Regions from separate parts of the Mus musculus genome. Here region 1 is linked to region 2. A link is a loop called in an ENCODE intact Hi-C map of the cell type or tissue named here. Cell type or tissue: left cerebral cortex. All regions are shown on one strand. Each heading gives the region's core, and the rest is flanking DNA. Links, peaks and the distances in the headings are about the cores only. Region 1 overlaps Pinc (pregnancy induced noncoding RNA). Region 2 overlaps Igfbp5 (insulin-like growth factor binding protein 5).

The links. Peaks named below come from ENCODE experiments on the same cell type or tissue, not always from the same donor. Only the 100,000 strongest peaks of a DNase experiment are listed, where the experiment ranks them.
Region 1: a loop joins it to region 2, with 5 times the contacts of the local background. A loop is called at or near these places in 4 of 42 quality-filtered maps.

What each region holds. Positions count from the first base shown.
Region 1 is chr1:73,379,640-73,395,657 of GRCm38, forward strand. It overlaps Pinc (pregnancy induced noncoding RNA), which reads right to left. Exons shown (of 5, transcript NR_003202.2): 5 at 11,746-12,761. Among named protein-coding and RNA genes, the nearest start is that of D530049I02Rik, 11 kb to the right of the region's middle. In left cerebral cortex, for the core only: no CTCF peak of the experiment used is centred there; DNase peaks (open chromatin) are centred at 7,591 and 9,803.
Region 2 is chr1:72,865,540-72,873,539 of GRCm38, forward strand. All of the region lies in intron 1 of Igfbp5 (insulin-like growth factor binding protein 5), which reads right to left. Among named protein-coding and RNA genes, the nearest start is that of Igfbp5, 5.3 kb to the right of the region's middle. In left cerebral cortex, for the core only: CTCF peaks have their summits at 453 (motif pointing right) and 4,768; DNase peaks (open chromatin) are centred at 487, 4,937, 5,732, 6,387 and 3 more places; H3K4me3 peaks cover 3,305 bases; H3K27ac peaks cover 3,040 bases.

The DNA.
Region 1 (16,018 bases), core at 3,168-11,167, 520 kb after region 2:
AATCCAATGGACTTCATGTGGCAGCCCTGAAGATCACAGGGTCTGAACTGCTGGTGCGGAACAATGCCAGGAGGGACACTGAGCTGAGCAGAAGATATCACACACTCTGCTTCTAAGGGGGTGGAAAGGAAGTTAGAAGGAAGAACAGATGGGAAACCCAGTTTCTCTTTTCTTCCTTCAAAACAAAACCCCTGTAATAGCCCCTTGGATGAGTAAAAATTCAAGGCTCATCCCAGGTGCATGAAGTAGCCTGGGAGTCCAGGAGTCTCTAGGCTACTGGCTGAGAGGTGGGACCTGGCGCTTCTCGTGTCCTCTCATGACCTTCGGTAAGCTGGCATTGCCTGACCCAAAGCTGAAGTCCCTGCACTGACCTGCCCTCTCATCACACAGCTTAGAGGACCTATGTGCAGTTACCACTACATAACCTCTCAATCCTGTGGGTTCCAGAGCCACATCTGGAGCCCAGCTGAGCTCAGAGGCTGGAGGGGGTTGTCACAGCCTTCCCCTGGGGATTGCAGGGATGGGAGGGGAGCCATCACTGAAGAGGCACACATACTCCCCACCCCTTATGAAATGTGGAGAGTACACTAATCCTCAAGCTGGCAAACTTTCCCAAAAGGTGTTTGTCCGTCAACCCTCTCTTTAGGATATAAGAGTCCATCCTAACACTGCCAGCAGTAGTCCTGTTAGTAGGCCTGCTGAGGGCAGGGGTCTTTCATAATACTTCAAGTCTGTCTAGTACAATGCCTGGCAGAAGTAGAGATTTAACATTCTAGTTAAATAAATGCACGTGAGTGAACAATGTCCTGACAAGGTCCTACATGTGGCAGACACCTATCGCCTTGCTTTCTTCCACTTCAGCTCTCCTTAATCAAGACCTCTTGTTCACAGCCCATGCTCTGTTTTCTAACACTGGGAAACTGGAGAACATGAAAAACTCTCTGTGCATATGGCTGTGTTCAAGCCGCACTTGCTCCCAGGTGTATTCGGCTCCCCAGGCTGCTGCAACAAAGAACCAGAAGCTGAGAAGGTTTAAACAACAAAACACATTTATTTGCCACTTTAGAATATAGAAGCCCATGATCAAGGTGCCCACAGAGTTGGGTCTTGATAGGACCTCTCTCCTCAGTCTACAGACAGGAGGGTACCTTGGCATTTGATTGTGTGTAAACTCTCTTCACCTTTGTCTATGCAAAGAGAGGAAAGAGAGGATGCTTGTCTCTGGTGTTCTCCATCTATGAGGATGCCAGTCTTGTGGTTTTGGGGTCCCACATTATAACTACATTTAACTTTGATTACCTTGTCAAGGTCCTGCCTCCAGCTAACAATCACCTTGGTGGTTACAAAGTCATCCAATAAGGCTGGAAAGAAGGAATTTGGCCTACAACACGAGGCAAGAAAAGCTGTCCCTGACATGGCACCACTTAGACTTTCTCTAGCTGACTCCCTCTCTAGAGCATGAGGAATCTGAAGATCACAAGCATGCCTGCCCACAGCTGAGGGTCCTCCCAACTGGCTACCTGCAGCCTCAGAATTCCTTTCACAGAGGAGGACTGACCGTCCTCCTCGATGGGTGGTTTAGAGAGCGCTGTTCCTGAAGAACATGACCTGAACTCAAAATGGCAGCTGGTTCATGTGCACATGGGCCCTGAAGTCCGCTTGTAGTGTGGGAAGGCATCTGTGTTGAGAAAATTAAGGCAGTAAATGATCCAATAGTTCAGGACTAAGACTGAGCTCAGTTCCCCACAGACATTCCATGAATATGGCACAATCTTATTGCATACTTTCCTAGCCTCATATGTCGCTTTTAGACCTGCACACACAATGCATGTACTTTCTTTTGTTCTCATCTCCTAAGCAGGCCACAGGTGGAGGGGCCTTACACTCTAGTTTGCTCCAGGCAATCCCTACTTAGGCCAGACACCCCTCAGTATTATTTATAGCCTCTTGCTTTCACCGTTGAATGTGTCCCGATTTGAAACAATAAATTCTATACTCCCTTCGACTATGAAATGCAAACACGCACACAGAAGTCATAGGGACAGCGCAGTGGACTGGATCTGCAACAGTATGATAGTTGTTCCTCTGTCCCTCAGCTGCAGCATGTTACAAGGTGCTCAGGCCCACTTCCTCCCCAGGAAGCTTGCTGATTATGTCTAGGGCACAAGACTTATGCTCCCCTGTCTCTGGAGAACAATCCCGGAAGGTGCACAGATGTAACAGGGTGCTTAATTAATCAAGGCCAAATGCACAGAAGGGAAGGAGGAAGAAATACGACTTTGTCCACAGAATTCTCCAGACTACAGCTTTCTCGGCTGTCGCATAGGAGGAAATGCTGGCAAACCAGCTCACCAAAATATAACACAAAAGAATGAAAACTCTCATGTTTCTATAAAGCAATAAACAAAACAAACAAAAGGCCTGTGAAGCTCTTCTAGGCCCCAGGTTAAGGACTAAGAAATGACTTGAGGAGCTTTCTTGATTCCATTAAAGCTCTTGTCACTTAGCTCCCACGGGACAGAAGAGCTTGAGAACAGGTGGGGCTGTCTTGACCAGTCGATCTGACCCTTGACCTCTTGGATCTGATCTCACCTTGCAACCTCCCTCTTGGCTCCTCATTTATCTTCTCCAGATGCTGAGGCTAGTGGGCCCTGATCTCATGAAGTCTCAGAAGCTCCGTCACCATCCTTGGCAGCAAGTCACTCCATGTGTTGATCTCCCCTCGTAGGAAACAGCTGCCATCAAGTTACAGACCATGGCTCGGAGCCCTAAAGTCATTCTAGTTTTCTTGTAATGTCACGAGTCAGTCATTCTTACTGTAATCTTAATATTCTTAATAATTAATTCTTAAAAGGAAATGAAGTGTGCATGAGAACAGCATTTAGAACATACTCAGTTCCTCTACAGCTTGGTGTATTTTCTTCCAGAGACCTTGGTTCTTCCTCCTCTTTACTGTTTTCCTTTAAAAAGCAAAAAAATGGAATATCAGCAACATATTTATTGCGTCGCACTTAAAACAGTTCTTAGTATTGATGAGAACTTCATAGTCTAGCGCTGCATCTGTATCACTCCTGCCCTCCCCCCAAACCGCTTGTGTGTCCAACTTCTCTGTCCCAAATTTGTCATCTCATCTTTAATTGTTATTGTTACATGTACATGTACATACACACTCACACACATATGCACACATGTACATACATTTAGCACTGCTCATGTGTATATGCATCTAGGGCTGACCACTTGGGATTAGACAACCTTTGAAACAGCCCAGTCCCTGGAGAAAACTGCTCCACTCTTTCTCTCAGCAACCATACCCCAATCTAAAAGTCAAACCGTGCAGACTTTCCTCTGTCCGCAGCAGCATGCCAACCAGCACTGCCATTATTCTGTTTAGGCAACCATATTGTTGAGATTTCTTGAGTACATTTTCCCTTTTGTATCCACAGGACACTATTTAGCAGTAGGTACTAAATTATAATATAATATAATGCAATATAATATAATGTAATATAATATAATAATGTTGAGGTATTTTCTTTTTCTGATTTCAAGTCCTATTTCCATCTAATGCTCTTGTCACTTTGCTTCCAGGAACAGAATTGCTGAGGAAGCTAGAAAACATCTGGAGCTGTCTGGACAGCTATCATATTCTCCAGGGTTAGGGCTATTCCATAAGTTGTCTAATCCCAAGTGATCAGTCCTGGACACATATAAACATGAGCAATGCTAAATGTCTTATATGTTTGTGTGTATATATGTGTGTATATATGTATATAATCTTTTATCTGAATGTATGTCTGCACCACATGCATGCCTGGTGCCTGCAGACCTAGAACTGAAGTAACAGGGGGTTGTAAGCCACCATAACACCTGCTGGAAGACAAACCAACTTCCTCAGCAAGAGAAAACATTGTTTTTAAGCATTGAGTCACCTCTCCAGGTTAAGATACTTGGTTTTGTTTGTTGTTATTCTTGCTTTTTGTTTGTTTGTTTGTTTGTTTTAATAAACTTTTCTTTTGAATAGTGTCAGATTGGTAGAAAAGTTGAAATGATAGTTAGTATAAAGAGTTCAAATCCCTCAGCCTCCTTTACTAAGACCTTATTAAGGTGTATTTGTAACAATTAATGAAACAATATTAATACATTATTGTGGATGCTTAGGATTTTTTTCTGTTGTACAATCCGACCTAGGCTGTAGACGTTCGTCTACAGAATCTCCCAGCTGCCAGGGTTTCTTGATGATCTTGACAGTTTGAAGAGGACTGGAGAGGGATAAAGTTACTCTCATCTTGTCTTTCAAATGTGATTTTTCCGATAATTTTCTCGCAGTTCTGGTTACAGTTCAAGGTTTTCTAACCAAACAGATAACAGACATCAACCATGAATCAGACAATGGAAAAAGGAACTAAGGAAGACACTGAAAGATATGCAGAACCTCCGTGCTCATAGATTGGCAGAATTAAACTGTGAAAATGACTGTATCACCAAAAGTACTACAAAATTCAAAACAATCCCAGTCAAAATTCCAATGATATTCTTCACAGAACTATAAAAAAACCCTAAAATTCTTATCAAAACACGAAAGACCTGAATAGCCAAAGAAATCCGAAGCAAAAGAATAATATTAGAGGCTTCACAGTCTGAGCTCAGACTATAGGACTGAACCATAGGAACCAAAGCAGGCACGTGGACAAAACTAATAATGATGATAATATAGAAGTTCTGGGAGTAAACCCACACAGCTACAGCCACAGTGGGGGTGGGGGGGAGATAGTCACTTTAAATACCAGTGCTTGAAAAAAATATTCACATGATGAAGGACAAAATTGTATCCAACATCTCTCATCTTTCTCATAATAAAAGCAACTCAGAATGGATCGAATACCTTAATACAGAATCTAAATGCTGAAATTACAGAAAAAAAAAAAAACACTTTAAGACTCTGGTGCAGGTAAGGAGTTTCTGCAGTGGACTTCAGTAACTCAGGAAATAACCTCAAGGATTGGTAAATAAGATTCCGTGAAATTTAAAGGCTTCTTCACAGCAAAGGAGACACCCAGCAGAGTAACGAGGCAGCTGACAGCATGGGAGAAAGTCTTTTCGAACTGTACTGCAGACAAAGGCTAGCATGTAGAATGTATGGAGAACTTCGTAATTTAAATTTTAAAAACAGAAATATTCAGTAGACAGGCTAATGAACTAAACGGAAAGTTCCCAAAAGAGAAAGGAAGAAGGAAAGACAAATGGCCAAGAACTTTTTTTTTTTAATGTTCAATGTCCTTAGCCATCAGAAAAAATACAAATAGAAACTTGGGGATCCATCTCATCCCAGTGAGAATGGTTGTGATCAGGAAAACAAAGGACAACAAACGTTAATGAAAAGATGTGAGGAGGTGCCCTATCCACTGCCAATGGGATGCAGAGGCACACCCATCATGGAAATCACTGTCATTTCTCAAAGCATGTAAAATGGAAGTGCACACAACAACAACAACAACAAAATGAACTACCATATAACTCCCTATACCTAACTCCTGGACATATCCCCAGAGGACTCTATATCATACATGCCACAGATGTACTTACATATCATGTTAACAGCCACTCAAATCACAATAGCAAGAAAGTTGAATGGGTCTGAATGTTTATCAGCAGGTGAGTGGATAATAAAAATGGGGTACATACCATATATAATTAGTCTACTGTAAAAAGAAAAATGATTTATAGGAAAATGGATGAATCTGAAAAGTATGTTAAGCAAGATAACCCAGACTCAAAAAGACAAACACTGCATGTTTTCTCTCATATGTGGACCCTAGCTTTTAATTTTTCATGTGTGTTTTGTTTTGTTTTTGGTTTTTTCGAGACAGGGTTTCTCTGTATAGCCCTGGCTGTCCTGGAACTCACTTTGTAGACCAGGCTGGCCTCGAACTCACAAATCCACTTGCCTCTGCCTCCCAAGTGCTGGGATTAAAGGCGTGTGCCACCACGCCCCACCTGTGTATTTTCATATGTGTATGTATATGTAACTTTTCATGTGTGTGTATATTTATGAGGTGTTCATGTGTATGCATGTGTGTGCATATTTGTATATGTTTCTATATAGATCATAAAATTTTAAAGGGACTACACATGGGAGAAAGGGGTCTTAGGTGAGAAGTGACAAAAGGGAGATTATATCTGATATGAAAGCAAAACCAGGGCTTTTAGGGGGAGGAAAGAGACCAGAAGGAGGGGCTGGGGAATGTGGGAGGATCACCAAGAAGAATGTATATAATAAAATGACATAGTGAAATATACTCTGTGTGCTAGTTTTTTAAAAACTAGTTTAGAAAATAGAAAAAAATGGCTATGATTCTTTGCTTTGCATATGTCACTTTTACAAGTGTAAGAATGACTGACAATCTTTGGATAAGCCTTTGCTTATCTGTGAATTTATTCCTTATTTCTCTTTGCATATGGAATCCTCTGAACATCACTATGGTTTGGCTTCATGCAGGTATAAAAACGAGACATTGTCTAATGTTTGGAAGACCCCAGAAATAAGTGATGAAGAGATCCACTGCAGTCACTCGCTCTAACTTCTGGCAGGTCAGGACACTGCTCCACATTCTGGTGGGTGTCATGGGAGATCTCCACCCCCAGCCTTCTTGTAGTTCCTCCCTGTGAGCTCACTTCCTGTTCAGCAACTGCGTAGGAAGGAAGTCAGGACGAGGTCAGGCCCCAATCCTCCATCAAAACCACAGAGTGTCTGGGCTGCATGTCATCGAAGACGTCATCTTCTGCAAAGTTTTCATTTTACAGTGTGAGGCATGAGATGTCCAAGGTCACACAGCTGGTGAGAGCCAACTCCTGTGCCGAAGTCCACGTCCTTCATCTTTCAGTTGAAGCACTCCCCATGGTGCCTGCCTCTGCTTAGAGTCCTGCATCTGCCTTCAGTAGAAACCTCTAAATTTCACGTAGACAGAACTCCATCTAATCTCAAAGAGTGTGAGTCCAACTAGGACAAAGTTCTCCCACCTTGACATTAACCTAATGGGAGACGTGGACTCAGAACCTCTCTGCTCTGTAACTAGGGACAATCTCAGGTGTTGGGATATTAGCATGTTAATGTCAGAGTTGCATCTGCCTGTCACATGAAGTAGGACACCATAGCAATGTTAATTATTTAAAGGACAATGTACCAATTTCAAAACCAATATCACTGTCTGCTCTTGGGAATTTCCATGCCTTTTTCACTGAGCAATAGAAGCCATGTAGGGATCAGGGTTTTCCTCTGAGGGGCTTTAATCTTACCATTAACCACATACAAACGACCTCTCATCTGTTTTGTCACACCTGCCTCCTCCTTTTCTATTTTCTCCTTCCTGCTCCTAGCATCTCCCCATGTGATCAAATATATGGATTCTGTCCCAGAACCTCGGTGCCGTGATTTTTATAATGACAGGAAAGTCATAATTTCTTTTTGTCCCGAGATTCTTTATTGTTTCTCTGGTAACAAACCAACTCTAGTTGGAGTGGGCTGAGAGATGATCTTATTTTTTACTTGAAGATTATATCTAAATTGGTGCACTTTCTAACAAAATATATGGTAGGTTCTTGTGCCAGTTAGACATAAACTGGCGTCATCTGGGAAGAAAGAACCTAAATTGAAAAGAAGCCTTCATCAGACTGGGCTGTAGGCAGGTCCGTGGGTCATTTTCTTGACTACTGATTGATGTATGAGGGCCCAGCCCACTGTGTCTGGCATCACTTGAGGCAGTTCAAGAATGTATAATAAAGGTAGTTGACTGTGAACCTTGGGAGCAAGCCAGTAGGTAGCATCTGCCCATGGTCTTTGCTTCCATTCCTGCCTGCTCCATATTCCCCTCCCGATGAACCATAAGCTATACATTGAAATCAAACTTTTTCTCCCAAAGTTGGTTTTGGTCATGGTGTTTCATAATTGCAATAGAAAGCAAAGCAAGACAATTCTCTAACTGGTTTTGTCAACACCATTGCTGAGGGTTCAACTCCTCAAATGAAGACTGAACTTGTAAGAGTAATCTAGAAGAGTGGGGTAGCCAAGGACCACAAATCACACCACAACGGTATCAGCTGTTCAAATCCAGATAAATTGGCTGTTAAAACATTAAGGTTTGTTTTTACAAGTTTGTGTAGTCACTGTCCCAAAGTTCCCGTGCCAGCCTATTACTAACTTTTCTTATTCACCTCGTTTATGAGAGAGATTCCCCAACCCCAAATAGCATGAGATGATATGGCCCAGCCCTGAATAATTGAGACTGAGAGCAGTGTATTAGTCACCTATGTTGCTTGCCGATGGGAGGAGCACCCATGACTTTCAGGACCACATGAGGGCTGCACTTGGGAACAGAATGAGTGAACAGAAGCTGGGCAAAGCTGATTTTATATAAAGAAGAAGATGGTGTATCCCCTGACTCCCACAGAGAGAAGCAAATGATTTGTTTGAATGTGTGATGGGGTGGCAAGGTACTAATATCCAGTGGCTGAAGCCTGGGTAGCTTCTAGTTAAAAACTAACTGGATAAAGGGAATGTTTACCATCGGTTGTGGCCTAGACCTATCAGGATCATTCAAAGCTTTGGGGGACCCAATAAGATTCAAAGAAATCAAAGCAGGACAAAAAAAAATGTGAGTCTTACAACAGAATTCTCCACTGCCTTCACAATGTGACCCCTAATTGGAGTTGGGACCTCCCCACACTCTGGCAACAAAAGCATTCATGATGGCTACAAGAAGACATCCAGGCTCCAGTGACCTTTACTTGGTGGCACTTGGGCTTTATTAATTGCTAAATACTTTAACTATCATCCTGGCTGTTACGTCTGACACAGCATTACATCGGTGGCATTTTTCTCTCTGGGACATTTTCTCTCCTGCTTTCCCAAGGTCCCTGGGTTGCTTATTCTACCTGTCCATTGTATAATCACATGGCCTGAAGAATCTGTTTCTTCATTCAAAATAATAGTTCACTCAGTTGAAGCTAGAAATCAAGTGAATGAGCTAAGTCACAAAAAGTTGCTGCTTTTATACTTCCCATTTGCATATGTGCTTTAAAAAATCAGGCATGGGTTTTATTTAAAGCAAAGGATTAGCAAAGTGTGGTCCACAGGCCAAATTTACCATATCTCTGTTTATTCATAGATCTAAGCAAAGAATGTTTAATCTTTAAATGCTAAAAGAATGCAAACAAAGGGTAGGCGGTAGATACTATATGTAAAGAATAAAGTATTTATCATACAGCCCTTTTATTGAAAAATACTTCTGGACCCTGACTTGAAATTAAGACTACCCAGTGGTAAAACATTAGAGCATTTCAAATAGGTTAGGGATACTAATTACAGAATAAGGACTCTCAATTGACTGAAGATGAAATGCTAAATCAGAAAAAAGAATACACTAAACCCAGTGTAACAGTTAATTTTGACAAGTTGACATAGCCCAGAATCACCTAGGGAGAGAGTTTCAATGAGGAATTGTCTATATCAGGTTAGCCTGTGAGCAGGTTGTTGGGGAATTATCTTAATTAAGTTAATTTATGGAGGAAGAACCAGCCTACTTTGGGTGGTGCCATTCCCTAGGCAGGAGTCCTGAATAGGGACATATAGCTTACCAGAAGCAAGCAAGCATGTATGGGAATTCATTTTTCTCTACTAGCAACTGTGCTTATGATGCAACTAGCTGTTTCAAATTTCTTACCATTTTATCTTCCCTGTTATGATGAACTATAAATGTTAACTGTGAGCTAAAATAAATCCTCCTACTCTAAGTTGTCTCTTGTTGGGGTATTTTATCACAGCAACAGAAATAAAACTCGGAAGGCTAAAGTAGAAAGTTGAAACCAATGAACCAAAGAAAATAGTTGGCAGTCAGTGGTCAAATTCAAAACCACAGAACCATAAGGAGTCGGCGTTGGTTAGGACAGGAGCTGTGACCTTGGAAGAGCTGCCAAACACCCCTCCAGTGGGTGTCGTTTTCCATAGAAGCCCATGAGAAATTCAGGCAGATGCAGGTGGGGTAGACAACGGTGAAGGAAAATCTCAGAAACTGGACCTCGTCAAGGATGTAACTTTGATCTCTTTTACTCTCACATGCTGGTGGAAAGAAGAGGATTGGGGAGTTTGGTTACCATCTTCAAATCAAAACATTGTTTTCACTGACTATTAAATACTGGCGAACTTGGCAAAGGCTAAGTCGTGGGACTGAGATAAAGAAAATAGGTTGCAGTAACAATAGGAGGGAGAAGGTTGAAAGGTAAATGTCCGTGTCTGAAGGTGTTGTTTCTCTTCCTAGAGCCACCCACAGAAAAGGGACATAACCACAAACAGAATCTTGCTGGCATCTGGGACTCCATCTTGGCACTTTTGCCCTCATGGAACCCTGACATGGAGTGCTGAGAAGCCAGCTTCTGCCAAGCCTCATTGCCTGACATTTCCACTACGTGCTCACATGCATCTTTGTTTCGGAGGAAGGGCTGGTGGGTGGGGTGTTCTAGTCTGGGACACAGTGGGTGGTAAGAGTTTCCAGGAGGGCAGAGATGGGCTGATTGGCTAGGTTGCTTAGGGCATGCTATTAACAAGGTCAGGTCACATCCTAGTTCCCCACCACACCCAACCAGCAGCCTCCTTTCTGGGGTCACAGATTGCAGTCCTCACCAGAAAACAGGGGCCAAGCAAGAGTGTAATGGGTAACTCTGTACAAATCTACCTCCGTTAATGAAAACAGAATTTGGCCAGTGGAGGGAGGTCTCTTAAGATTTCATTATACTTCATTGCCCACTTACTGGGGGTATGAACACATCAAGATTCTGTTTAGGTTGATTTAGGCTGATAATAAACCACAAACTTCAAAAATTGAGGGCATAAATACAACCATTCATTTAACTCTTGATGCTACAGATTGATTGAGCAGATCAGATGTAGGCCAGCTCAGCTGGTCTTTACTGAGGTTCCGTAAGCATCTTTACTGTCTGTCTATCAATGAACTGCCAGTCAGAGCAATGCAGAACACAGGACTATGTCTCTAATTTTTAAAAGAGATTATATAGCATTTATTCACAGGATTGATGGCAGAGGATACAAGGGCATCAAGAGAAAGAAATGTATGCATAATTCCTTTCTAAACTGCCTATTTATTTTATTTGGGCTACACAGGTGTCTTTGTGCATATGTAGAGGAGAGAGCTCAATTTATAATTCTCTCCAGAGAATTTGGTCCCAGAGACCAAACTTAAGTTGCCAGGCTTGGCAGGAAATACAGTGCCTTTACCTGCTGAGCCATCTCACTGGCCCCTAGATTGGCCTTTTAACATTAACAGAAGAAAGCTGTGGAAAAGGCTCAGTCATTAAAGTGATTGCCACACAACCATGAAGACCAGTGGTGAGAGCTGCAGCAAATATGTAAAAGGCTGGGGAGGTGACACATGCTTGTCCCCTAACACTGGGGAGGTAAACACTGAAGTGTCTCTAGATCCCATTGGCCAACTGCTCTTGTCCTAAGAGTGAGCTGCAGGCTTAGTGAGAGACCTTGCTTCTGACATGGTGGAAAGCAATAGAAGAATCCAGCAATGATCTCTGCCCCCTCCACATGCACACACACACACACACACACACACACACACACACACACACGCTGGTTTTGACTTATTCTAGAAACAGAAGTGATGAGATAGCATCAGTACATTTTAAACGAATGGTGGTTATTTTAGTATAAAGACAGCACTTTGCTCAACTATTTCATTTTATCCCCTGAGGTAGTCAATAGCAGGGCCAATGCTCAGACTCCATTTTTAAACCACATTGCTCACAATCATCCCTCATACTCACATGCTTTGAGGGTTTCGTGACAGTACCAACAAAGTCACTATCGTTTAAGAAACAAAACAAAGCAAAACAAACCAATAACAACAACAAAGAAAGTCATCAGGTCATCAGAGTTCCTTTTCTCAAGCCCTCAGGGTCTTGGCAGCTGCTGAGTCCAGGACAGAATGGGCTCTCCTTCCCCTGACACCTGAGCAGGAAGTGGATTTGGCTCCCATCTTTCAGGTGGCTCAGGTGAGTGATCAAGCTGGGTACTTTTCAGATGAGAACGGGCATTGACATGAGAGATGGATCATCCGGGCATGTACATGGCAAGGCAGTATCTGTCACATGATCTTTTCAAGGTTGGGATTTAGATTTTTCAGCCCTTGTCCACGGTATCCTTCCTGCAGAGTCTTCCTGAAAGACTGGAGCATACCTTCCTCCTTCTGTGCCCATCTTGCCCTATGGATAAGAAACTTGCAGTTCAGCTTTTCTAAGACCCGTCCTCTTCTAGAAATGGATGATGCCATGACATAACTGTTCCTGAGACCATTTTAACTAAAGATCAGTGTCAATGTCTCATTCCCCAAACAAAGCCTTGCCTTTGCTAATGCCTCCGACTCTGTGAGAAGACTGTGATGCCACTCAGCAGCAGCCCCATTCCATTGGAAGTGGGGGACAGAGGGAGACAATAGCATTCTATTCAGGACCGGAATTCAGACTCAAATGATGCGAGTCTGGCTCTCAACCCTCCATGCACTATAAATTTTATCATTTACGCGTTGACTTTTCCCAGCAGGAAAGAGACCAGCTAAAGTAGCATGCAATGTCCTTCCTGTTCCCATGCAGCTGGCCGAGGCTTCTCTTCCCTCTGCTCAAATCCGATTTGTATTTCTTCCTTGTTAATACCCCCAGAGTGCTCCATGTTTCTTCCAGCCGGACTGTAACATAAATAAATGTGTGTGACCTTGCAAGAGTAAGCGGACTCTCAGAGTCAGCAGGGACTCGATACTCAGGACAGGACGAGGCCTTCTGTCTCCCCACTTCCCATTCTCATTCTTGCCATCTCACAAATCTTAGGAAGGCCTCCTGGGGAAGGCAGTGATCTCCTTCCTACCCAATCATGATGGCTCCAGATACCCAACTTTTCACTGTGCAGATGTTTCTAGTTAGGTGCCGGTTTATGTGGTTGGCTGACCTGCTTATGCACCATGTGTGTGCCTTGCCCCCTCATTTCTCCAGCTACCCTGAGTCCCATCAAATCCAACTGGAGTCATTCGGAATCCCAAGCACAGATATCAGAAAGCAACACAACATTCAAATTCAGTAAGTGTTTTCTAGGGTTCTGTTTCCTAGAGCATGTTCCCTGTCATTCCTACACGGGAGAGAAGACAGAACTGAACAGAGCTGAATGATCTCATGTGATTACAAGAATCAACACCCCCCCCACGCCCCCCCCCCCCCGCGCCGCCGCCACCGCCGCTGCCCCTTTCCAGCGAAACTAGATTATAACATGGAAACAGATAAATTTTCCTATCTCCTGGATGACTAGTTTAAGATTTATTACTGACTACTTTATCTGGGGTGTGTGTGTGTGTGTGTGTGTGTGTGTGTGTGTGTGTGTGTTTACAGGAGTGTATGCAAAAATGGGTGCCCATTTGTGCCTATGAATGTAGAGGTCAGAGGAGTCCTTCTTCCAATATTTCTATCTTGTTTCTTGAGACTGGATCTCTCACTGGGACCCAGATCTCAACAATTTGGTAAGGTTGGCTGACCAGGGAGCCCCAAGGATGAAGTTACCAGTGCATGCGGCTGTGAGCAACTTTGATGTGGGTTCTCAGGGATTGAACTCAAGACCACAGGCTTGCACAACAGGCACTTTGATGACTGAGCATCTTCCCAACTACTTGATTCATTTCCCACCCCCCATGCATCTTATAAATGTGACACAGCTCAAGAATCTGTAGGTGGGACAGAATGTGCGCGCTACCTCTGAGCGAATCAGTGTCTCTTAGAGCCAAAGGACCTGACTAAGTTATAAGGGACTCTTTAACTTGCCTTCAGAGTTAAGGATCAGTATGAACATGGGGTGAAATCACCAGCATTCATGGCAGGGCAGGGACCCTACATCCACACCCAAAACATCATCCTAAATGGTAGCCTTTGACACAGTCCCATTAGGGAAACATGTCACTGCCTAGGTTTATAATTGGTGCTACAAAAACTCAAATACTTGTTTCTCAAAGGTCAGTTAGCAGCTTCCCTGAGATCCTATAAACTGGTGTGAAAAAACCCTGTCTAGACACATGCTCTCCATTCTGCCAAACGGTAATTTTCTCATTTCATCATCCCTTCTTCATGTATTTGTTGGCTTTCAGATATAAAGATGGCCTGTCCCTCATTATCCTTTAGCTGACAGTGGATTCAGCTTTTAGTCAATAGGCTATAATATTTCAAATAACACTTAACCCTCTTACCCTCTTAGCTAAATTCATGCTCAGAGCTGGCCAATAGAAGCTCCCACAAGCTGAAACCTTTGCCCCCCCCCCCATCTTTCTTTGTGCATCTTGTTACTTTCTAAACTGAAAAGATGCTGTAGGTTTGTCTTTTAATTTTCCTCCCTTGGCCACAGAGCCCAGCATTTCTTCAAAAAACTTAAATTCCTCTTAGTAGAGAATGTGTTTAGAAACGGAGACTGGATGCTTGATGTGTTTGCTGCTACCCTGACCCATTATTGTTAGGCCTCATAAAATGACAAAGCTAGAATACAAATGCATACACTTGTAGTGGGCATCCATCTCTATATTTGTGACCAGACACATCAATCAGTCCTTCTGGAGGTCTATGTTCAGAGTGCCATGAGCTCACGCTGAGAACTACAGTGCTCACTTGATACCATTGGATTGATTATCTCCTTTATCATAAACATGTAAATAAGGACCTTCTGTGAAAATGAGAGCATTGTCTACAGTAGAGATCCTTGGTTTTTGCTCACTGCTAAAATTCACAGAGAGTGGTTTCAGAGTTGCTAGCCCATCCCATCCACACCTCCATGAAAAGGAAGCTTCATTCTAAAAGCCTACTAACTGGTTAGAATTTCACTTCCTGGCTGAAGGCCACACAGTCAACAAACACTGAGTTAGCACCTCCTGTAACATTAGGCTAGAGCACAAGTCTTGTTTCCCTCTTGGATCCCTTGGAGGCATTTCCCTGAAACCTTGTCTAAGACATCTGCAGTCTCATTCCTGGGGATCTGGTGCTGACACAGGAGACAAAGTGCACCTCTAACGAAATTCCAAGTAAACACTCAGTGAGCCTTTTCTCATTTCCCTGAAGTTAATCCAAGAAACCCATCATATAAATATCCCCATTCCCATAAACACAATTACCCACTTATTCTAAGAGTGTTATCTCCCAGGGCTATCCACATTCCTATGGCTTCTCTACTACCCCCCATCCCCAACCCCTCCGCCCCCCACTCCACATGATTAGGCACGGAAGATCTTTCTTCTCTTTCAGTAAATCCTGATCCATCTTCCTTTCAATGGCTCTCCACTGTGTGTTTCTCCAAATGCATAGCAGAGGCTGTAAGTGCCATAAACCACAGAGGTTTATTTCAGACCCACAGAGTTCTCAAAGTCTCTACCCTCCATATTTAAAAATATTTATCTAATTAAATTTATAAGTGAGAAATTGAGAAACATATGGAATTAAGGAAAGGAATGAAGAGAGAAAGTAGGCCATTCATTCAACTTTTCTCAGCTGCTGCTCCTGACCTGGGAGACTTGGCTGAGCTCTGATGGAATGTCATGCAATAAAACTTCCATAGGATGCCAAATTTAGGTCCAGTATGAAAAGAAAACAAAATCCCTCCTTCAAGACAAACTGTTCATTTTGGAAACGGGAGGGACTTTTTAAAGTCCTGCATTAACCCTTCATCATGAAGAGTTTCCATGGGGCAGGAATCAGTCCACCTTTTAGAGTGCTGCTTAATGGACAATCCAGAGACGTCTCAGACGCTTTCACTTCCCTGAATAGGGACCTGTTTTTCCTGAAGGCCCTGCTCTCTCCTCTTGGACAGAATCCACTTCACCATGTCCTGTCTAGAGAGAGAAAACGTATGAAGTGGGGAGAAAGGGGGAACGTGCCAGGTGCTAGAGATCACACACAATCTATTCTAGTCTTTCTCTAATCTATC
Region 2 (8,000 bases), core at 1-8,000:
AGTCAAACTCTCTGTGGGGATATCAGCCCTCCCCCTGCACCCCCTCCCCCCCCCCCCAGTGCCTGACTCTACGGTATCAGAACCTGCCGGGATGCCAAATCCCAGGCTGCCTGTCCAAAGAGGAATCTCTCTAGGGGTTAATAGACCGTATTTGGGGTGAACCCAGTTTTTTGGGTTGTGGACTTGGAGGACAGGATGCAGGAGGAGGCATGTCTAGTTTGGGGGTTCTGTGCAGATAGAAGAGTAGAGTCTGATGTTTTTCCTTAAGGAACTTTTGCAAACTCTGGGACTCACTAAGCAAAGTCTAGGCTCCTGGGAGTGTCTCCTCTCCCCTAATTTTCAGTCGTCTTGCTTGTGAAGAACAGGCTTAAAATTTTCATTTGCCTCCCAGTTCTTGGTGTTGCTTCCTGAAGGACACACCAGGACCTAGGCTTTTAGAAACAAGCAGGGCTATACCTCTAGGTGGCCAGTAGGTGGCGCAGGAGACCAAAGGCGCTCAATTTGTGCACATTTCCAGGGAAGATGAAGGTTAAAAGCTGGCACTTGGCTGTCTCCCCCTCCTACTAGTTTGGGAATCCCATCAATCCTTTCCCCCTCTTTGTGTGCTTGCAGCATGCATTAAGAAGGTGCGGGGGGGGGGGAGGACGACAAAGGAGCACTGTGCAGGAGTGGAGGACTGCGCGAGCAAGTCTTAGTTGTGTGTGGCAGAGTGTTGCTTCTTTATAGTGACTAGAAAGAGAAGAGAAACACATCCCAACACCCTCCTCCCTCTAGATGCTGCTGGGAAGGTTTCTGCAGAGGATGAGAAACGTGGGGTGCTTTTTGGTTAAGGTTTTTCATTGCAGCAATAAAGACCCTAAGACAGGGGTGTTATATTCTGGTATTTCCTCTGATGTATGTTGTGCTACGGCTCCAGCTTTGTAATGTGCCTACTCTGTCACAGGAATGTTGATCTATTCATCCCCCCCTTCCCATGACTTAGGACCATGGGTACATCAGCGTCTCCCTGGGAACAGGCACAGCTTTATGGCTGCTGAGACACCCCAGGAAGGGCAGCATTGCACACAGCACTACAGCACCATGCACACACCTTACCCAAGCTCAACCTCTCTAAGCACACAGTCTGGCTGCCGATGCTTTCCTGTAGACGTCTGGCTCTTTACCAACATATGAAGACGTGTTCTTAGGATGCCTTCCCATCCAACCTTGCTTCCTAGTCCTTCTAATAGATGAATCCAATGGGACCTGTTGCTACTGGAACTATTACTTTCCACCCTGGGCTTCTTGTCATTCTGGCACCATGAATAATAGCCTGATCCTGGGCTGCTATTGGATGCTGGCTTGACCTGTCCTCACAAACAGAAGTCTGGGGGAGACTTATCTGTGATGATTTCTCTTCCATCAGAAAACCAGCTAAGCTTGGAGTTCATGGCCCAATAGGCCACTTACAATCTGCAAAGAGAAGTTCAGCCGAGAAGTAGTTCTGTGATATAAATGGGGCAACTTATAGCTTAACGGATGCTGGGGTGGGGGGTGGGGTGGGGGAGGCCATCTGAGTCATGCCCCTGCCTCAGAGCATGATTACTTTGCCACAGGAAGGTGAAGAGACAAGCAGTCCATGAAGAAGGTGCCCCTGGTGTGTGAGGTTTCTGTTTGGCTGAGGCTGTGCCATCCAGAAGCCAATGTGGCATTTAAATGAACAAATACATAATAATAATAATAATAATAATAATAATAATAATAATAATAATAATGATAATACACCCAGAGGTCCTCATTTCCAGTTCTCCCCAGCCACACGTTGGCTGCTACTGGGCTGGACAGTACAGATATAGAACACTTTCATCATCACTGTAAGTTCCACTAGATAGCACTGGCCCAAGACATCCATCAGGACAAAAATAGTCAGCTAGATGCTCTGCCCATTCCGTGTCCTGTCTTGTTTCCCAGCCAACAGGCAGCCTCCTGCTCTTTGCTGCAGTGCTAGGCTTGGGGGAGAATCAGAATCTGGCTGCTCATTGTCCCCCCCTCCCCAATCCACCCAAATGTAAGCTGTGTTTCAGACTCCCCAAGTCTCACTGCTTTCCAGCTGCAGATGGGTGCTATTTAGCTCAGCTGCCCTGTGTGGGTGCATTTGCATATAGAGAGAAAGAGGAGGGGCTCTGGGTAGAGGCTGTGGAGTGTCCCCTGGCCTTCCTACTGGCTCACAGCAGCATCTGCCTGGCCCCAGGCTCACTCCTGAAGATCCCATTTTCTTTTTCACTGTGGTCAGCAATAGAGGGAGTGTCCAGGGGTTCTAGCAACCAGGATGATGAGCTGACTTTTCAAGAGAAAACAAACATCGACAGCTGTATCCTTAGGTGGGGGGAGGGCCAGAGGGCTCTCTTAATTTCATAAAGTTTAAATATAAATTTTGAAACAAGAGAATTTGCTCACTGGGAATGTTTTAAGTATGTTTGGCAGAGCATACCATAAACTTTATGACATATACATATATGTCATATGCATATGTATATACGTATACAGTGTCTAATTGAGATTTTTCTCTGAAGGTAGAAAAATGCCATGGATTTAAAAGACAGCAAGTGAAAGAAAGTTGATGATTTCATTGTCATTCTTTGGGTACATGTGGAGATGATAATATTTTCTGGTACGCTCTGTTAAAATACACCAGTAAAATACATTTCCTCTGCTTCTTCTTAACCTTGAAAATTTTTGGCTGCTAGAAAAAAAAGTATGAAAATTGTGGTCCCTGGAAAATGAAACGTTATGTATGTGGTTTGTATTATATTTTGGTTGGATGTGCTAGTCTAAAGACTCCTGAAGGAGACACGCCTTTAGAGGGGACAGAGAGATGTTCCCCATGGAAGCCCTGATGGACAGAGCTTAGAGAGCAAATAACTAGATCCTATATAAATTCACAGATTGGTAGAGGTATCATATGAGGCCCTGTTCTGAGTACAGTTTCATTGAAGGCCTTTAGACTTGGCAGGGAAAGGCCGTTGATCTGACAGTTTAGGTTGAAGGCTAAAGTGTAAGATAAACTATTTGGTTGAGCCTAAAGGCTCAGCTGGTAGACCCTACTGGGAAGATAGGCTTGCGTTATCTGCTTCCTTCCCCAACAACCCCAAAGGAAAGAGCTTCCTCAGCCTCTGGGGCAAGTTAGCATGAGTCTTGGCATAGCCTCTGAGTAACCCGAACCCCTAAAACCTCTCAGCCAAAGGCAGGCCTGCTGAAAACCCGAGGCATACCCCAGTATGTTCACAAGGCGTTCCTGAGGCTTCCTCTATCAGCTTTCCTGATGGATGGTCTCCCCTTCTTTCTGATGTAGAAACCCCGTAGTTACTTCTGTCAGTCCACTCTACCTCAGGTCTCATTATGCAGTTTGCCAGCCCCAGGGGAGACCTATGCCATTAGAGACAGGCTACCACAGGCAGTAGACCACGGACTGAAGTACTATGTTCTCCAGAGAGGCAGGAAGCATGGACAACCACAGGGCTGCAAAGACCTGCCTGCCACATTAGGAGAACTCCTTGTGTTCAGGAAATGAGGTTTGGCCCATAGACACGGAGGCTGTGCTGAATGCCGTCCCTTCAAACCCTCCTTGCTCACTTTCTCTGGCCAAACCACTGGCCTGAGCCAGCTGTCTGGGAGACTGTGTAGAAAAGGGGACGGAAGAAGCCATTCCTCCAAGAGGGTATTGGAGTTCCCACTTTTAGGTCACTTTGATACTTCTCTGGCCCACAGAATAGAGCACCCCTAAGTGGAGGGGTTTCCTCTTTGCTTTCAGAACACCTACCACTGGAAGGTAGCATTTGGCAATGTTGGCCAAGGTTGCAAGGTTAGACCAGGCCTAGGCAAGAGCCCTAGTGACTAGTGAAGGAGCCAGAAATAGCAGAAATAGCAGGGCAGAGTGCCTCAGCCCCTAGGGAGAAGCCAAGTTCAAGTCCTGACAACCACAGATCTTGTCTTGGGCAAGTGGCTTACTGTTTTAGGTCTCAATGTCTTTATCTGTAAAGTGGGGCCCTTGACCATGAGGGTAGCCCTGGGTTTACTTCCAGCTTTAAGGTTCTTTGGACACTATCCAGACAATTCCTGGAGAGTTGCTAGGACACAGCTAAGACATGTGGCCAGGCAGAAAAGGCCACTTCTCCATACAAACAAATGTCTAGTTACTCATCTGGATTTATGTTTTATAAGAAATGGGAAGCAGACATATGCATCACAGTCCTCGGTTATTTGCCTGTTTCTGCAGACATGTGACTAATCTTATTGCCTTGAATAGTCTACCCAGTTAGAAATGTAATGGTAGCCTTTGAGAATTGCTAGTTTTCACCTAATTGGCAAAAGTGCAAACTTACAATGGAACAAAACCCCTCCCACTTGCTAGCTGTGGCTCCTGGTAACCATCCCCTCGCTTCTTGGCTCCTAAGGGGTGCCCCTTGTTCATACTTGATTATATACAGAGTTCCTCCACCTTCTGAACGTTGTGGCTCTGGAGGGTATAATCCCTTCTTTCAATTTTCATTTTTCTCCACATTAAATACTTCAAGGTTTCATAGGCATGGGCTGCTTGGGTGCAAAGTAAAACTTTTTTTTTTTTTTTTTTTTTTTTTGGTAAATCTTTCCGTCCCTCTTGCTCCTCCTCCCTGAATTAAGAAAGCGGGACCCGGTCAGCAGGGAATCTTGCTTCCGTGTCCTCCGTTCTAACCAGCTCCGTGACCTCTGGCTGGGGGATCAGCTTGGCCCTGCCCGTGCAGCTGCAGGTGGCTGCTTGCTTAAAGCGAGAGGGCAAAGGCGGAACTGCTCAGATTTAAAACTCCGCCCTCAGTTGGGGCGTGGACATGAGGGAGGGGTTAGGGGAGCGGAGGAGAGGCTACCGAAGTCCGTGGGGGCGTGGGGGAAAGGGACTTGGAAAGAAAAGCAGCTTCATTGGGCCAGCTGTGCTGTCTCCTCTAAGCCTTGCTGACACAGCAGAAAGATGGGGGCAAAGGCAAGAAACGTTAAAGCCATCCCTCTCGCCCAACTCCCGTTTTGGTTGGCTTCGGCATAGCCCTCACTCACAGACTTGCTTCAGAGGAGGGCGTGCGGCGGGAAAGTCATCTGGCTCCTTCAATTTTTCATAACCTTGTTCAATCCAGACATGAATTTGGCCAAAAAGTCTTAGTCTGGGTTAACTTCAGCGTGGCATTTGGACTAGGCTTGGAGCTGAAGCCAGGTCGATGGAGACCAAAGCCGCCCAAGAAGCAAAGGCCGAATTCATTTTCATTTACATAATGTACCCCTCCCCTTGGTTTCCCAGAAGCACATTTTTTTTTTATGTTGCTCTTTGCCTTATTTCTCAATGACAGGATTGACATTCACAGCCCTCTGCTCTCCACATCTCAGATTTTGCGTTTCTGCTAGCTCAGGAGACACTCCCCAGATTCTCCGGTATGTTAGGCTCCCACCGCTGAAAGCACATTTTCTAGAGAATGCCCTCAACACATTTTAGGCCTTCCTTGATCCATCGAGGCTCATCTTTCTTGGTCCTAGAAACCCCTGTGTCCCTAGTCCCCTTAGCCTCACACACACTGCCTTCTGTATCTATCGCTGGCCCCTGAACTGGCCAAAAGAAAATGCAGGGCCAGGCGCGCTCCAAGCCCTGGACATCTAGGCGACTCCCTCTCCAGTTGCCAAGCAACGCAACCAGCAAAACCCCAGGCTCCGCCTGCCTGCGTACACCTCCCTCTCCCGAAGCTTTGGCTGCCAGCCACCTCTCCTTCGCTCCTCACTTCTCAATCTAGAAACTCACTGTACTGGGGGGTGGGGGTGTTACATAATATAATAATATGAATATATAATATATATTTTTGGTTGCATACCAAATATAAATACAACATATGTATATTATAGCTTCCAACTGCGGGAGAAGAGGATTGTCCAAGCTCACACTACTCAGATTTCAGTGGTGGGGGAGGGGGCCTAGGGAGCAAGAATTTCTCCTAAAGGACCCAGAAGACAATCTCCTCTCTTCATTATCCATTTTCCTTTCTTTAAGAATGACGTCATCTTTAGCTTTTTTTTGGGGGGGGGGTGGGCATCCAAATAATGGCTCGAAGGATCTTCTCCGAGAGCCGGCTCCCATTCGGGAGGAAGGTATTAACCTTTGCCACTGTGGTCGGCAGCCAGGGTGCAATTGTAGGCTGTTAGGCACCTGCCTGACGCGGGCTGGGGTTGGAGTGAGGGCGAGGAGAGGGTGTTGCTTCTGGTTGCTTCGGCTGCAGAGAATTCTAAAGCGATCTGGCGCGGGACAAAAATATGGTTCGTACGTGTGTGCATGTATGCGTGCACGCGCGCGTGTGCACTGGGTCCACTTGGGAAGTAGGATGCTGCCTCTTTGCTGGTCCAGCATCTGCGTGAGTGAGTGCGCACAGAGCTCACTCCTTTTATTCCTAGCTACTCCCTATCTACCGCTTGGCTGGGCAAATAAAAGTGGGGCGAGGATACTGCGGAGTCATAACTTGCGCAATTCGGCTGTGATGGGATTGCTAGCCAACCTTTTTGTCTCCAAGCCAGGTGATGGATTCCTACGGCTTCAGCAGGCAAAAATGTAATAGAAATAACCTAAAAAATCGGTCTCTGGGGGCTTCCGCGGTTTGTATGCCCCCAACCCCCTCATTATGCAACTTCTCACGATAGCTCAAACTTGCAATTTCCGGGGAGAGAGGCTGAGCTCACGCAAGCTCTGCTATCTACTGATGGGCACTCACGTACCCTCCTACGTGGTGGAATCCATAGGTCTTTAGCTTGCGTTCAGAAAAATTACAAACCTCCTCACGTTGGAGTAATGGAGGACGACAGGTGGTGAGAAGGGCTTTATCTTTGTAAGGAACCGCACCAAATAAACATTTAGCTAAGTCTTAACATCTCTCCTAGCTCAGATTTTGTGCATTGTTGGTTAAGCTTAAATATTTATAATATATAAATATAAAAATAATTTGATAAAAATATATAATCAGGTAACTCCCCCAAGAAACCTAGCTCGAGGCAAAACTGTTTTGATTGAACAAGAAGCTCTGTCAATCATTTAAACCACAGACTCCAGGCACGGAGAATTTGGAGGCGGGGCAAGAGGGGGCGGGGCAAACGGAGGGGTGGCTCCCAGAGCGTGGTCTTCCTGTCTCCGCCCCTTGAGTTTTGCATTCTGTGTTTCCAGGGCCCCTCACGCACTTAGCCACACTCACTTTTAGTCTGGTTTAAGTGATGGGTGGAGGGTGGGGCTGCTGGGGGTGGGGGTGGAGTGAGGAGAGAGGGAAGGGAGATGGAGAGGGCCAGCATCCAGTGGGAACTTGAGGATGTCTTCACCCCCACATCCCTCTTCACCTCTCAAACCTGTGTCCATCTTTTTATCTTAACTAAAATCTGAATTTAGGAGGGGAAAAAAAACCATTAGATTCAGGGACGAACATTCAGCACAGAACACCAAACTCTTTCAGCTCATACCCCACGCCCTACCCCAGCCCTCCCGAAGTATTCTTTCTCTTCCTGGGAGGAAAAAAGAGAGACGTTTTACAGTCTAATATGTTTCATCGATCATAATCAATCATATCAATTCAAAAGCAGCAAGTGTACGTGTGGGTGAGCTCTCAATACCTCCACCCAAAAGACATTAGTTGTCAAGTGGGGGGGGGGGATGTACGCGCGTACGCGCGCGCGCGCGCTCCTGAGCAAATAGGAATAGAGTGAGAGATAAATTTAGAGGCACTGAGATGGGGGCGGAGGGGTGAGGCTTGGAGGGATCAAGGTAGAATTAGCTTTAAAGATGGAACGCATCTTCAGATTCCAATTAAAATGACCTTTTAACAGAAAGGATTTTCTAAAGTTTAGGGAGAAAAGTACGGGGTTGGGGTGGAGAAGGGAGTTGATAATTTAACCTGTTCTTTTTCAGAGAGGATTCTCTTGGGATTTGGACTTTGAGACTCAAAAGGAGCTCAGAGTCAGAATTGCCACGAGTTAGG